2 separate regions of the Homo sapiens genome follow, and region 1 is linked to region 2. The links are chromatin contacts, found by Hi-C in ENCODE. All regions are on one chromosome and are shown on one strand. The core of a region is the stretch at or near the end of the contact, and the rest is flanking DNA. Distances in the headings are between cores, read along the strand shown.

Region 1 (7,570 bases), core at 3,105-5,604, 57 kb after region 2:
GGTGGTGGGCGTTCTGCGGAGGCAACTCCGATGCCCACGAGGGGTCCCTGCCAGGTGCCACAGGCCAGGCGTCTGACCGTGGGGAACCCTCGGAGGTTTTCCACAGTGAGCGTGGACAATTCTAGCAAGGAGAGCCAAACGCTGAGGCGCGTCCGGGCGAGGCTCACACGTGCTGCCAGGTGACAAACTGCTTTTGCTAAGCCCACTTGGTTTGGCGGCTCCCTTTAAATGAGGCCTTCTCAGGAATACAACCCCAGGGAACACATTTCACTGGCCTCAAAAGAGAAAGTGCTCACGAAGGGGACAGTCCCTCGCATCGCCAGTAACCGCAGCCTCTTCTCATCTGCACACTGGCCCTGGCTCCCTGACCCACAAGGTTGAACAGAATGCCCACCTCCCATCACCCAGGGATGACGGCTGGAAAGGGAACCACAGCGCGGCCTGGGGCCCGGCCCAGGTGGGGAGAAGCCAGAGGACTCACTCGGGTGAGGTTCTTTGCCTCTCTGAGTGGCCCCATGGTTCTCACCGGTAAACTGGAGTTGCCATGAAGCTCACTGTGTCTGGCGCTGGCCGTGCACCCTGGTTCAATTGCTCTGTCCTCACGGCGGCCTACGAAGCAGGTGCTGTTTTTCTCCTGCTGCATAGATGCTGCTACAAGGCCCAGAGACCTCAAGGCACTTGCTCGAGTACGCACGGTGGACACTGTCCAGTAAGGCTGAACACGCACCCTCCAACTGCCCTCCATCCCCAGAAGGACTCCCAGGGAGGTGCAGGGAGCGAACACAGGGACGATCTGGATTGCACCTGGCAGGGAAGGCTCAGCTGGTGCTGGTCTACATGGCTACTACTACTACCACCGGGGAGCCTGAGAAAGCGATTTTTCCAACAATATGATCAAGAGAAAAATAGAGGAGGAGGAGCCAGGGTGAAGGCCCCTGTCCCTCCCAGGCCTTCAGCCTGTACACAAAGCCCAGCAGTTGCCCTTTACGTGAGAGGAATTTCTGAAAACGACCCCGTTAAAAGCCATTCCGGAAATCCGTCATCCGCAGAACTCAAAGCTGCTCCCAGTTTTCTGGGAATTCAGGCCTGCGTGGGAGAGCCTCAGGGTTAGGGACAAGAGGGCCTGGTGGCTGGGGGCTGGAGGAGGTCCCCATGCTTGTCACCGGGGGTCACATTCGCGCTCATGTGCAGCCGGGGCGAAGGGCCTCCCACTCATGAATCCTGCCACAGGTGAAGAAGGTGCCAACCCGGAGCCTCCTCCCAGCGCCTCTGTGGCATTGCCCCCTGCTCCTGCCATCCTCCCACCCCACCCCTGCCTCCCAGCACCTCTGTGACATTGCCCCCCTGCTCCTGCCATCCTCCCACCCCACCCCTGCCTCCCAGTGCCTCTGTGACATTGCCCCCCTGCTCCTGCCATCCTCCCACCCCACCCCTGCCTCCCAGCGCCTCTGTGACATTGCCCCCCTGCTCCTGCCATCCTCCCACCCCACCCCTGCCTCCCAGCGCCTCTGTGACATTGCCCCCCTGCTCCTGCCATCCTCCCGCCCCACCCCTGCCTCCCAGCGCCTCTGTGGCATCGCCCCCGCTCCTGCCATCCTCCCGCCCCACCCCTGCCTCCCAGCGCCTCTGTGGCATCGCCCCCGCTCCTGCCATCCTCCCGCCCCACCCCTGCCTCCCAGCGCCTCTGTGACATTGCCCCCCTGCTCCTGCCATCCTCCCACCCCACCCCTGCCTCCCAGCGCCTCTGTGGCATCGCCCCCGCTCCTGCCATCCTCCCGCCCCACCCCTGCCTCCCAGCGCCTCTGTGACATTGCCCCCCTGCTCCTGCCATCCTCCCGCCCCACCCCTGCCTCCCAGTGCCTCTGTGGCATCGCCCCCGCTCCTGCCATCCTCCCACCCCACCCCTGCCTCCCAGTGCCTCTGTGGCATCGCCCCCGCTCCTGCCATCCTCCCGCCCCACCCCTGCCTCCCAGCGCCTCTGTGGCATCGCCCCCACTCCTGCCATCCTCCCGCCCCACCCCTGCCTCCCAGTGCCTCTGTGGCATCGCCCCCGTTCCCATGCAGCCATCCTCCTGCCCCACCCCTGCCTGGTTTTCTGGAACCCCTGGAACCAGCATCACACAAGTGAGCAAGTGGCTCTTTCCAATCTTACAACCCCCGCGGTGGAAGGAACAGGTGGAAAGATTGTTGAGACTTGTAAATTAGTTGCTAATGAGGAAAATCAGGAAATTTGCTGAGGCATAAAAAATGAGAAGTCCGGAGAAAGAAGACAAATGGACCCGCAGCTATTCCCGCCCCACCCCCGCCCCTCGCCCTTTCATACCCTGGTTTAGATCAGACCGAAATACAGATCTGATGCCTAAGTTAATGCAAAGAAATTGCTTTAAAATGTAAAGGTGATTAATTGGATTAATGTGCAAAAAATGGTTAAAGTATGTCAGGGAATGAGGAGGGAGTGGGGGCCCGTGTTTCCCGGGCCACCTGCCACCTGCCCGGCCCATGGAAAGTGCTCTGCCAACATCATTTCCTGGAATGCTCAGAAGGACCCTGCCAGGTGGCCACTGTCGTTCCACTTCTGCAGATGAGAAGCTCTGGCCTACCGAGCCTACTCCTGGAGCCAGGTGGTTGCTGCCCACACCCCCTCCCACCTGAGCTGACCCCTGTGGCCACGCCCAGGGTGCAGGTTCAGGACCAGTGCAAGGGGACATGGGGCTGTAACCTGTAGGCTGATGAGTCCAACAGAAGCCTCCCCACCCCTGTAAGAGGGACGTCCTGAGACCCTGTGCTGTGCCGCTGCTGCGGTCTCCAGCCTCTACTTGGAAGGCTTGTGACAAGTGTGGTGTGTGGCCCTGGACACTTTCTGAGCCTCAGCTGGCCCTGATGCTAAATGGGCCCATGGAGGTATTGTGTGGATTTTCTACTGTTTCTTTTCAACAAAACCCATGGTTTGGAACCTCGGGAAGAAACAAACCTCATAAAAATGTGATTCCTAAGGCCCTTCCATCCGGCCCCCACCACCCTGAATCCCTAGGGTTAGAAAACACTCCTGAGGCTGACCCAGAGCTCAGGGAAACACCCTACGGTTGCCATGGGAGCCCCGTCCCTAGCGACTCTCCTCAGGGCCGGGGGTTGGAAGATACCACACAGGGGTGGGAGTGCAGGCCGAGGGGCTTGTTGGCCTGGGGTTTGAGCCCCACCCCTCTCCCGTGCACAGCCTGGGGCATGTGCTGGCTTCTCTGTGCCTCAGTTTCCTGATCCATAAAATGGAGATAATAACAGGCCAGGTCCCGGGGTTGTTGCTGAGGGGCAGAGTATCCCTGTCACCTCCTCAACAAAGAGGCTGACAGAGGAAAACAAACGATTAAAGAAAAAAAAACAGAGCCCGCCCCCCACGGGCCCCCCAACACCCGCAAGGGCCTGCACCACTTCCACCGTCTCTGGCTCCTGTACGCCATCAGGATCTTGAAGGGGCAGGTGGGGAAGGGCTGGGCTCCCCCGCAGCCCCTGGTTCCCCCCGAGCCTCGGGCCCTCTCCCCTGGCTGCCGTGTCCATGGGCCACGCTCGGGTCAGCGGCGAGCTAACGCCTTTGTCAGGGTGATTAATAGCGGGGGGACTGTCGTTAATTCACTGCCTAATGACCGCGGCCCGCGCGCTCCGAGTAATCGGGTGATGTATGTGGACTGTGCACACCTCGTGGCAGAGGTGAAAATCATTTCGACAAGTCAAATATTGTCACAGGGAACAAATGGCTCTCCCTGTTAATAAAAATTAATGAATTTTTTTTTTCTTTCTTTTTTCCTCGCCGCTGGCCTGCTAAATGAATCTGAGGGCAGCTGAGCGCGGACGGGCTGGGAAGGGTTAAGTTCTTGATTCCGTGGTTAAAACTATGAACGTCTTCATCAGGGCAAGTGCGGCCAGGGGGCCAGGGTGGCCCTGCACCTGCAGCCTGGCTGCTTCCCCCAGGAGTGCCTGCAGGCCCTTCCGGGGTGGGGGTGCAGAGATCCCCCGCTCCAGGCCTGAAGGGGTGAGGCTTCCAGAGAGGGGCTGCAGCTGTCCCAGGCTCTCTGGACCTGAGGGTGATGGGAGCACCTTCAGGCTGCTCTCCCCACCCCTCCACTGCAGCCCCATCACCATGTGGGTGGGAATTAGGGAGCAGAGCCGAGTGGATTAGGACCAGGTGCTGGGCAATGAGTTTATCCAGGGAGGGTCCTCCTGGCCCCGAGAGCCGGAGCCCAAGGTGGCACCAGTTTCCCTAGGAGCATCTGGGTGGCCCCCAGACCCTGCCCTGGCTGCGAGGGGCGGGGAGTCAGGCCTCAAAGGCCTCAGCCTCCGCAGCTCCCCACCCCCACTCTGGTGGGAGGCCAGGCCAGGGCAGTGAGCCAGCCCGCCTCTGTGCCCAGAGGAGGCGGGGCCCGGGGGAGCAGGGGAAGGGAGGGCCTGCACCCACCATTGGCAACAAAGCTGTCCTGGCCGCTCCCGTCACCAGGGCTGGAGGCACACGGACATGGACAGTGCCCTCCCCACCCCATGATGCAAACCCCCAGTTTTCATCCCAGCAGCCAGGGCTGTCGGGAGCCCATGGCCTTCTCTGTCTGCAGCAGCCACGGTGGAGGCAGGCCACCGGGGAAACGTGTGTTTCAGCTCCCAGAGCTCGGGCTGATGGCGCCAGCCCAAACGAGGCTGTCCTCCCCAGCCCGTCTTGGCTAGAGAGCCCACACAGCCTCGCTGCAGTCCCTAAGGGAAGGCTGGGATAGGGGCACCCCTGTCCCAGCGGGACCCCGCACCCCTCAGCGCCCCACGGAGACCTGCACCTTCCAGACTGACAGTGCTCGGGGCCCTCTCTCCCTCTTGCGATTTTTATTTCGGGGCCACGTTTGTTTACTTGCGGCGTGACTTGCTCTGGCCTGTGCACGGCAGCCACAGGCCCAGTTGGTAGGAACTAAAGAGATAAATAAGTCTATAAATAGTTTGGTGGCGGTCGGCTGTTACGGCGCTTGCTCAGCATTTAACCCCTTGTTCCTCCTCCTCGCTGTCCGGGCAGAGCCAGGGAAAGGGAAGCAGAGAACAGAAATCTCCGAGTGTGTTTTCTTTTCTGAACGAGCCCTGGCTGAGTGCACTTTGTCCTCGGGTGGCCTGGCCTGCAGAGCCTCCTGCGAGGACGCTGGCCTTGATTGCAACCCCCTCCAAACCCTCAGTGCCGCAGGTGCTCTGGCAGCTGGCAGAGGTGGCCATCCCAGGGTCACTGGCCATCCCTTCCTCTGCCCTCGGTATCCCACTTACAGCCTCCGAGTTTGCAGAAACACAGCTGTGTGTATTGGGGGGCCCTTCCCCAAATCTGCTCTGGCCACGAGCTGAGCTGGCTCCTGTCCTGCCCTCCTCGGGCTGGCAAGCCCAGGCCCCTTCTGGGTTCTGGTTGGCTCCATGGAACCTTTCCTTCCTCTTTCTGGAAGGACCCCAGGACTCCAGAACACCTAAGCACCTGGCTGAGCCTCCAGGAAGAGCCTGAGGAAGCCTCCGGGTGAGAGGTGACCCTCGTCTCTGTGGCCACCCGGGCCCTCCACCAGCCAGAACCTCTTGTCGCCCTGCTTGGATCAGGCGCCTCCCGAGCACAAAGTCCTGGAGCAGCGAGCCGAGCTCCAGGTGCAAGCCCCCCGGCCTCCGCGCCACCGGGGGAGCTGCGATCCAGTAGAACGGGGTCCCCGGTGCTGAAGGAGCATCCCTGGGCCCAGCGGGAGGCTGTGAGGTACTCAACGGCTCCACGATGTCCTTATGCTGCTGTGGGCCCTGCCGGCTGCCAAGCCAGCTGCCCTAGGTGTGGGGGCCACCTAGCAATCAGGGTGGAGAAGGAGTTGAGAACAGAATCACCCACTCACATGCAGGTGAGGGGCAGGGCATACGGCTCTGAACGTCCCCCACGGTCTTCCCGGTTGGATTCGTGCCTGTTTTACAGAGGAGGAGGCTGAGGTCCAGAAGGTGGAAGTGGCTTTACCCCACTCCCAAGGTACAGAGGCTGGAAGGAGACCCTGTCCTTGCCTATAGGAATGAGAGTCAACCAGGGTGGTGGGGGAAGTCAACCTTACCTGCTTTCCAGAGACCCTGAGATCTGGGCAGTGGGGCTGCTGACAGGAGCCTCGTTTCACTTGGGTGGAATAGCCTGGGTTTTGTTGATGCTAAGAGCACGCCGTAGATTCAGACGGCACACGCATGTTCACACGTGCTTCCCACAGTGGCGTGTGCTTCACTGTAGCTAAAATGTGGACACACCACAGTGTCCATCCACAGATGAAGAGACAAGCCAAAGGCGGCACCCACATGCCTGGACTATTAGCCCTCAAAAGGAAGGAAACGGCGACACACGCCACCACCTGGAGGAAACTTGAGGACCTTGTGCTAAGCTAAGTAAGCCGGCTGTGAAAGGGCAATAGTGTAGGATCCCACTTACGGGAGGTCCCTAGAGTTATCACATGCATAGAGACGGAAAGTAGAATGGTGGCTGCCGGGGCTGGGGGAGGGGATGGAGAGTGTCTGTGGGGTAGACTTTCTCTCTGGGGAGATGCAGGAGTTCTGGAGATGGGTGGTGGTGACTGAAGGCAGCGCACAGCATGAATGTGCTTAATGCCACTGAGCTGTGCGCTGAACAATGACTGAAATGATACATTTGATGTTACATGTATCTGCCCACAGTCTTTCTAGAAGCACGCTGTCACGATGCCAGATCTTAGCTCGTGGAGCTAGTGCTTGGAGCCAACACCGCCTGGTATTTGAGGGGTCCAGTGCATGCACAGTGAAGGGTTAAGGAGAGGCACCCCGCTCTGCTGCCGCCCAGATGCTGCTTAGCGCAGGGCCAGGGAGCCTCGGCTGTGATTCAGGAGGGAAACAGTGAGATGTGAGCAATCCGTGGCTACCTTGCTGCCCCCGGGGCTCAGGGAAGTGGTATATTAACCAAGGAATAAAGGAGAGGAAGAAAAAAGGCCAAATCACATCTCTCTGAAACAAAGAGGCTTTTTACCCGGAACAAGGCTTTATAAAAATGACAGTGGCATCGCGAGTCATTCAGCGCCTGCCCGGGGCGATGGAGGCGGCGAGGAAATACAGGATGCGGGCTCTGAAATGGGAACGCTGCTGTCCCCGGAGCATTGCACGGATAAATAATCGTCTTAGAATAATGCATCGGCTTTAGGTAGGGCCAGGTGGCCTGAGCTGCCCGACAGAGGCCTCCGTGGCCCTGCGTGAGGGCCAGATTCAGCTCGGCTGGTCAGGGGAGATTCCAGGGGCTGGGAGGGGCGTTCGTGGGCAGTGGCTTCGTGGACCCCAGTGGGACTTTGTGGTGGTCTGTGCAGCGCAGCCAGGCCCACCCGCCTGCCCCAGAGGCGTGGGCTGCGCAGAGGCTGGGGCTGTTTGCCCTTCCCCTTGGCAGCGGATGTGCTTCTCTCCGAGCTTCAGGGCCGGCCCCTGGTGGGGTGAATGGCAGTCACACATCCTCCAGGCTGTCATGGGGCCGAGGCTCCGTGCTCAGCAATGCGGTTCCTCTGGGTGGTTTATGCTCCCGGTGCAAAGCCTTTGTTCTTCC
Region 2 (6,614 bases), core at 2,400-4,899:
GCTCAGCTGGCATCACCTCTTTCCAGACACAGACACAGACAGCAGCTCCTCCATGTCCTGCGTGTGGGGACACAGTGCTCGGGGGCTCCCCTATGTCCTGGGTGTGGGGACACAGTGTCTGTGCCTCCCCCGTGTCCTGGATGTGGGGACACAGTGTCTGCGGCTCCCCCATGTCCTGGGTATGGGGACACAGTGCTCGGGGGCTCCCCTCTGTCCTGGGTGTGGGGACACAGTGGCTGTGGCTCCCCCATGTCCTGGGTGTGGGGACACAGTGTCTGCGGCTCCCCCATGTCCTGGGTGTGGGGACACAGTGTCTGTGGATCCCCCATGTCCTGGGTATGGGGACACAGTGCTCGGGGGCTCCCCTCTGTCCTGGGTGTGGGGACACAGTGGCTGTGGCTCCCCTATGTCCTGGGTGTGGGGACACAGTGTCTGCGGCTCCCCCATGTCCTGGGTGTGGGGACACAGTGCTCGGGGGCTCCCCCATGTCCTGGGTGTGGGGACACAGTGTCTGCGGCTCCCCCATGTCCTGGGTGTGGGGACACAGTGTCTGAGGCTCCCCCATGTCCTGGGTGTGCAGACACAGTGCTCAGGGGCTCCCCCATGTCCTGGGTGTGGGGACACAGTGTCTGAGGCTCCCCCATGTCCTGGGTGTGCAGACACAGTGCTCAGGGGCTCCCCCATGTCCTGGGTGTGGGGACACAGTGTCTGTGGCTCCCCCATGTCCTGGGGAACGTATTTTAGTGATTGAAGTTGGACCTAACGTGGGTGTTTTCTCAAGTATTCATGCAAATCATTATCTAAAGAGAGAATGTATTTCTGTTAGGATGTCAAGATCAGCTTGGTGTGAACTTTCCTTCTCCTCACGTGGCATCTCTGAGTTGTGGGCTTCCTGTGGTCCTGGAGAGAATGTTCCGGCTCAGCCTCTCTTTAACAGGAGCGTGGGAGGGATGGAGGCCACGTGTGAGGGGCACATGCTTGGGGCCGGGATGAGGTGCAGCTCTTGGGATAAGAACAGTTGCCGAGTCCTTGCCGCCTGATGCCCCGGGGTGGGGTGGGGGATGGGTCTAAATCGAAGGAGGCCAGAGATTGCCCGGTTCTGGGCAAGACGGCAGGGGAGCCATTGCCAGCCTAGCTTCGTGGGCTGGTGAGGATGTGGCACCGATGTATTGAGGAATCCCTGGGCCCCACACCTGCCGAGTGTGAGATGGGGAAGCTGGAGGTGGGAGGCTCCACGCTGGCTCACGTGCAGGGGCCCAGGGATTCCCAGGGCAGGCCCCTAGGACCCTGTCCACACCTGGCCTTGGGCCCTGCTGGCCACTGCTGGGCCCCTGTGCCCACGTCACAGCCTGCCTGTGCCAAGGCCCCTGGGAGACGCGGAGAGAAGGGAAAGAGGCTTGTCCTCGGCCACGGCCTTAGTGGGGTGCGGGCAGCACCGGCCTCTGTGTGATCCTGCACTGGGCAGTGGGGGAGGCAGGATGGACAAGAGTCTCCCTCCTGAAGGTGGTGCTGGGGGGAAGTCCACACATGGAGGCAGGATTCTTGTCAAGGGGTGGAAAGCCAGGCCAGGCACCTGTGTGGACCCAGTGCCACGCGGACTCCTGTGGGGAGGAGGACAGGCAAGGAGGCCTCGAAGAGGGAAGACCAGAGAAGGAGGGGAAGGGGAGAGCGGAGGGAAAGAGGTGGGATAAGGAAGAGAAGGAGGAGGAAGGGGAAGAGGGAGGAGGGTGCCGAGCAAGGTTGGGGGAGCCCAGCGCACGGAAAGGAGGCGCAGGTCAGGGGCGCACGCCCCCTGGGGCGGGGGCGCAGGCCGGCTTTCAGGTACCGGCCTTTTGTCTGCTGCCTTGGGCTCGCCTGTCAGCCCCGCTGTCAGAGGCCTAATCTTTTTTTCTTCGCGGCTGAAAAGGCCCAGCGCCACATCAGGCGACACACGGCTGCCTATTCTCCTTCCCCGCAGAACCCAATCACTGGACAGCGCCACGATAATTCACTCCCCAGCCCGCCCTTTGAAAAGGTGGGCCGCCTCTGCGCCGCTCCCCAGCAAGATAAATCATGTACTCGAAATTAACTTCCATTGAGAGGGAGGGCAGGAAGAAAGGCTGATGGGCCGGCGCGGCGGCGAGGGAGGACCGGCCTTGATAAATGTCAGTGCGGATAATTGGGGGGCTGTGATTAAGATCTTATCTAGGTGGGAAGTAAACAGAAAAGACTTTAATAAAACTCCTGCCCCATCCACGCTCACTAACTTGAGAAGTTCCTTTCCCCCCCTTATTTTTGGGGGTGAATTCAGAAGAGAATACCAAAAAGGTCTTAGCGAAGGAAAAGTTGGTTTCAGGGCATCACTTAAAAGGATTAAACGGACCTCGGAGGAGCCTCGGCGTTTCACCCGTGGTGACAAAAGGCAGAGGAAACAGAAGGGAGCACGGCTTTGTCCCCAAATTCCCACTTATACGAAATGATGAAATTTCAGGGCTGAGCATCCATCGTGGGCCCCGGGAACCGGCCTCTCAGCCTCTCTTTTCGCTTCTCTCTAGTCATAAGCATTATCTTGGTCTGTAAACATTCTTTTTTCAAGTAAGAGGAGCCCCGCGCTTGCACAGCCTGGGGTGCGGGAGGCAGTTTGCACGGGAAGGCTCTGTGTTCCCGGGCCGGCTTCGCCCCAGGGCCCCGCTCAGTGGCCTTCGCCTGGGGATTGATGTTTGCTGCCCTGACTCCAGCAGCCTGCAGCTCCAACCCACGCTGCTGGTGGAGGGAGCGTCTGTGGAGCCTGTCCTCCATCGCTGGTGCCCTGGCCGGGCCGCATTCCTGCAGACAGGGCCTTCCCACTTGCGTGGACCACCCCCTGCAGCCGGGCAGCTGCTCCCCGGTGAGGGTTTCTGCCAGCTAAGGGCATAGTCACCCTTGCATTGGCAAATCCGTCTGAGGTCTGCACTCCCCTAATTGGAGTCGCTCAGGGAGGCAAAGGGGTGGGCAGCCCCGAGGGCCCGCCTGGGCTCCAGCCCCATCATCCTCCTGTGGAACGGGGTCCCGGGCCATCCTTCTTGCGGGGAGAGCCTGTGGGAACTCACTGAGGTCACATGTGCAAAGGGCTCAGCTGGCAGTTACAAGGACTGGGGTGTGCTCCCTGTGCCATGCAAGTCTTCCCAGACTGGTGCAGGGCCTGCCATGGGGCACCCAGAGCCCCAGCTAGAAGCAGACCCAGGGAACAGCCAGCCTCTGTGATACTGGGGGGCCTCTTGTGGAGGGGGCTGTGGCCTGTGTGGCTCCAGCAGATCTGAGATATTACTGGGCCACAGGGACTCCACGGAGGGGGCTGGACACCCGTGCTGTGCACACTGCAATGTTCTCCCCCAAGCTCTGGTCAGCCCGTCTGCGGTGGCCTGGCTGTGGGCCACTGGAGGGAGCATCAGGTGCAGGGGAGTGGGAGGGGAAGCAGGACAGGGGCCCGGAGGAGACAGGACGGCTAGGGGATTGTGACCCTGGAACACAGTGGCTCCTTCACTGCAGGTCCCAGCCCGAGTGTGACTCAGTCCTCAGCTGGGCAGGGGAGGGCGTGGGGATGCCCAGGACCTGCACTTACTAGGTGCTTAGCAAAGGTGCCTAGAGAGGAAGGCTCGGAGGAAGGAGGGAGGGAGGGAGGGGAGGGGACGAGACAGACCCATTATGACCAAGGCCGAGGCCTGAGCCAGCGGGAGGGGCCTGCGTCCATGGCTGGCCTTGGCGTCACTGACACTTTGCTCCGAATAATCCCTTGTCTTGCTGGTCGTCCTGGGCACTGCAGGGCGCTGAGCAGCATTCCCGGCCCCCACCCACCAGACCAGGGTGGCTCCCCCTCAGAGCTGACCACCAAACACATCCCCAGACATGGCCGCGTGCCCCAGGGCAGAACCCCCGTCTGGGGGCCCTGGGCCAGAGGCAGAGGCTGCATCCTGGCAGGGAGGCCCAGACTCCCTCGAAGGTGCCCCTGTGTCTGCCTCCCTCAGGCCGGCTCTGGGCTCAGAAGCTCTGGAATCGAAGGAGTTAGATGCTTTCCCTTGAGAATATTTTCTGTTTCATTTTGAGGGAGAATTTTTTTCTTTTTTTTCTCTCCCACTCGGGATGTGAAGGACAAACACTGGAGTGGTTCCTCTGTTTTCTTTGGTTTTGTTTTTAAACCTACTAGTCATGTGCGGAGGAGTTTCAGGGACAAAGTTGCCAAGTTTTGAAGTGTAGATTTGTATTTGCATGTTCATTTGTGATGGCGCCGTGCTGCAGTAAGACAGCGGCGTGTATCTCTGCACACTGCACACACGCACACACACACGCACACACACGCACACACACGCACACACGCACACGCACGCACACACGCACACGAACACACACGCACACACGCAGTGTAAACATGCACACGCACGCGCACACGTACACACACGCACACACGCAGTGGAAACGCACACGCACGCACACACACGCACACACGCAGTGTAAACAGACGCGCACGCATGCACACATGCACACACGCACACACGCAGGTGTAAACAGACGCGCACGCACGCGCACACACACGCACACACATGCACACACCAGGTGTAAACAGACGCACACGCACACACACGCACACACGCAGTGTAAACAGACACGCACGCACGCACACACGCGCATGCACACACACATGAACACACGCACACATGCACACATGAACACACACACGTGCACAAACAAGCACACACTTGCACACACAAGAACACACGTGCACATGCACACACGTGCATACACACATGAACACACACATATGTGCAAGCACACACACGTGCACACACAAACACACATGCACACATGCACCCGGGTGCACACACACACAGAGGGAAGGCACCCTCCTGCAGCCGGGTAGATGGTGGGGTGCAGGCCCCTGACGGGGAGCTCCTGCGCTTCACCAAACAGCCACCACTCCCAGCCCTGCCCAGACCATCCCAGGTCAGCCCTGCAATTGATCTCCAGAGTCCCAGATGTTGTGGGAAGGGGAGGAAGAGGCCCTGGCCGGGATGCAGGATTCGCACTCAGCCCTCAGGGTGAGGAGAGGCGCCTCCCTGCACACTTGGCCAAGGCCTCCTTCTCCTCTGACCTCGCCCCTGGGCCCACCCCACCCCTGGCTGGTGACATCTGGGTGTAGCCTCTGGAGTCTGGTGCACAGAGTGACACATTTGGTTTTCAGCCACAGTGTGGGCCTGGCCAGCCTCTGAGCCTGAGTGCTGCAGCCTTCTGTGCCCTGCCCCGCTCCTCCCACATCATCACATTCCTCGGTGAGTGGTTGGGGGGGCACTCGCTATTGGATGGCACCCATCACCCTGTGACCCCGCCTCTCCTGGGTCCCCCACACATTGGAGTTCATGAGACCCTCATGTGAAGGCTTCAGACCCCAGCCAGCCCCAGCTGTCCCATCAGTGGGGGCAGAGGGGCTGTGAGAATGTGGTGGCCCCATCAGCGCCCGTCAGAAAGGGAGTGCAGGGGGCCTGGAAAGTGGCAGAGAGAGCAAATACGCCAGCTCCTGAGCAAACCCAGCGGGACGGGGAGATGACAAATGATGGGATTGTGTCAGCTTGAGAGAGATTGGACTAATGGCACGCGGACTTTGCACTCTGAGGATCAATATTCCATCAGGCAGTGGAGCGCCAGCCTAGCGAGTGGCGTTTATGTGGACAAAGGCGAGATCCCCCCATAGTCTGTGCACACTGCCCCGGCGCCGGCCTCCGCCGTAAGCCTGAGTGAAGCCGAGAGGGGGCGGGGGCCACGGAGGGTCTTGGCATCCCCTGAGTGATGGGGGCAAAGGCCGGGCTGACCGGGGGCTGCCGCTGGCCTGGGCGTCTAGCCCTTGGCCTGCAGTCCTGCCTTCCACACGGCATCTCCTATGGCTACAGGTTGGCATCCTCGGGGTGCCCTCGGGCCGCTGGTGCCCAATGCCAGGTGCTGTCTTCCCAAAAGCTGTTTCTGTTCTACCTGGCTCTGCCCACCTCTTCTCTTCTCTGGCCCATGCTTTGAAGTCTCGGGTGTCAGGAGGCCAGCACTGCAGCCTCCCACCCTGTGTCCAGCATCTGGGGGGCTGCTATCTAGGCTGTCCATGCCCCAGCCTCCCGGGAGGACTCCCAGGCGGCCCCTCCCAGCGTCTGCAGCTCCCCAGGGGGCGGGGCTCGATGGCAGGTGCTAAACGCAGGCAGGTGTGGCCAGCCGGAGCCCCTCACACGGCAGGCGTCAGGTTGAGTCCTTGGGGTTCAGGGAGGTCAAGGTCAGGCCTAGCGTGGGTGGTCATCTCAGGGGCAGCACTGGTGGCCGTTGAATTGTTCCTTACCGGGGAGAACAGGTGGCAGGGAGGGATGGTTCCAGACCCCATGGCACCCGTGTCTCTGCAGTGTGTCCCTCTCATGGGGGGACAGTAGGCAGAGCTCCCCGGCTGCCCTGCGCCGGCGTGCTCACTCCGCGGTGCGTGCTTAATACCCACAGTGTGAGAACCGAGAGCCAGGGCCAATGACGGGGGGGACGCGGGTTCACGGGTGGCCTGGAGACGTGGCACCGTACCTCCCTGCTCCCTTCCTGTGAGAATTTTGCCCTCAAGATGGCAGCCCAGCCTGGATGCCCAG

The links. Hi-C counts contacts between places; a loop is a spot of excess contacts on that map. Pooled maps may share reads with other maps.
Region 1: a map of HepG2 shows a loop between it and region 2 (2.1-fold over the local background). The contact joins two enhancer-like sites. A Hi-C loop is called at or near these places in 6 of 168 maps with a recorded cell type or tissue (HepG2, aorta, ascending aorta and 3 more), 1 of 37 single-sample maps with no recorded cell type and 9 of 50 pooled maps.

The regions. Positions count from the first base shown.
Region 1 is chr1:3,166,282-3,173,851 of GRCh38, forward strand. The region is part of intron 1 of PRDM16 (PR/SET domain 16); the gene reads left to right. LOC105378606 (a long non-coding RNA gene) reads right to left here and starts at 614. Exons shown (of 3, transcript XR_007065437.1): 1 at 527-614. Within about 2 kb of position 4,355, at least 22 of the 41 ENCODE cell types and tissues checked have a DNase peak (open chromatin) inside an H3K27ac peak, as active enhancers do; they include ascending aorta, where a contact is called at or near this core.
Region 2 is chr1:3,109,862-3,116,475 of GRCh38, forward strand. The region is part of intron 1 of PRDM16 (PR/SET domain 16); the gene reads left to right. Among named protein-coding and RNA genes, the nearest start is that of MIR4251, 15 kb to the right of the region's middle. RefSeq lists enhancers at 3,790-4,366, 4,367-4,942. Within about 2 kb of position 3,650, at least 3 of the 41 ENCODE cell types and tissues checked have a DNase peak (open chromatin) inside an H3K27ac peak, as active enhancers do; they include ascending aorta, where a contact is called at or near this core.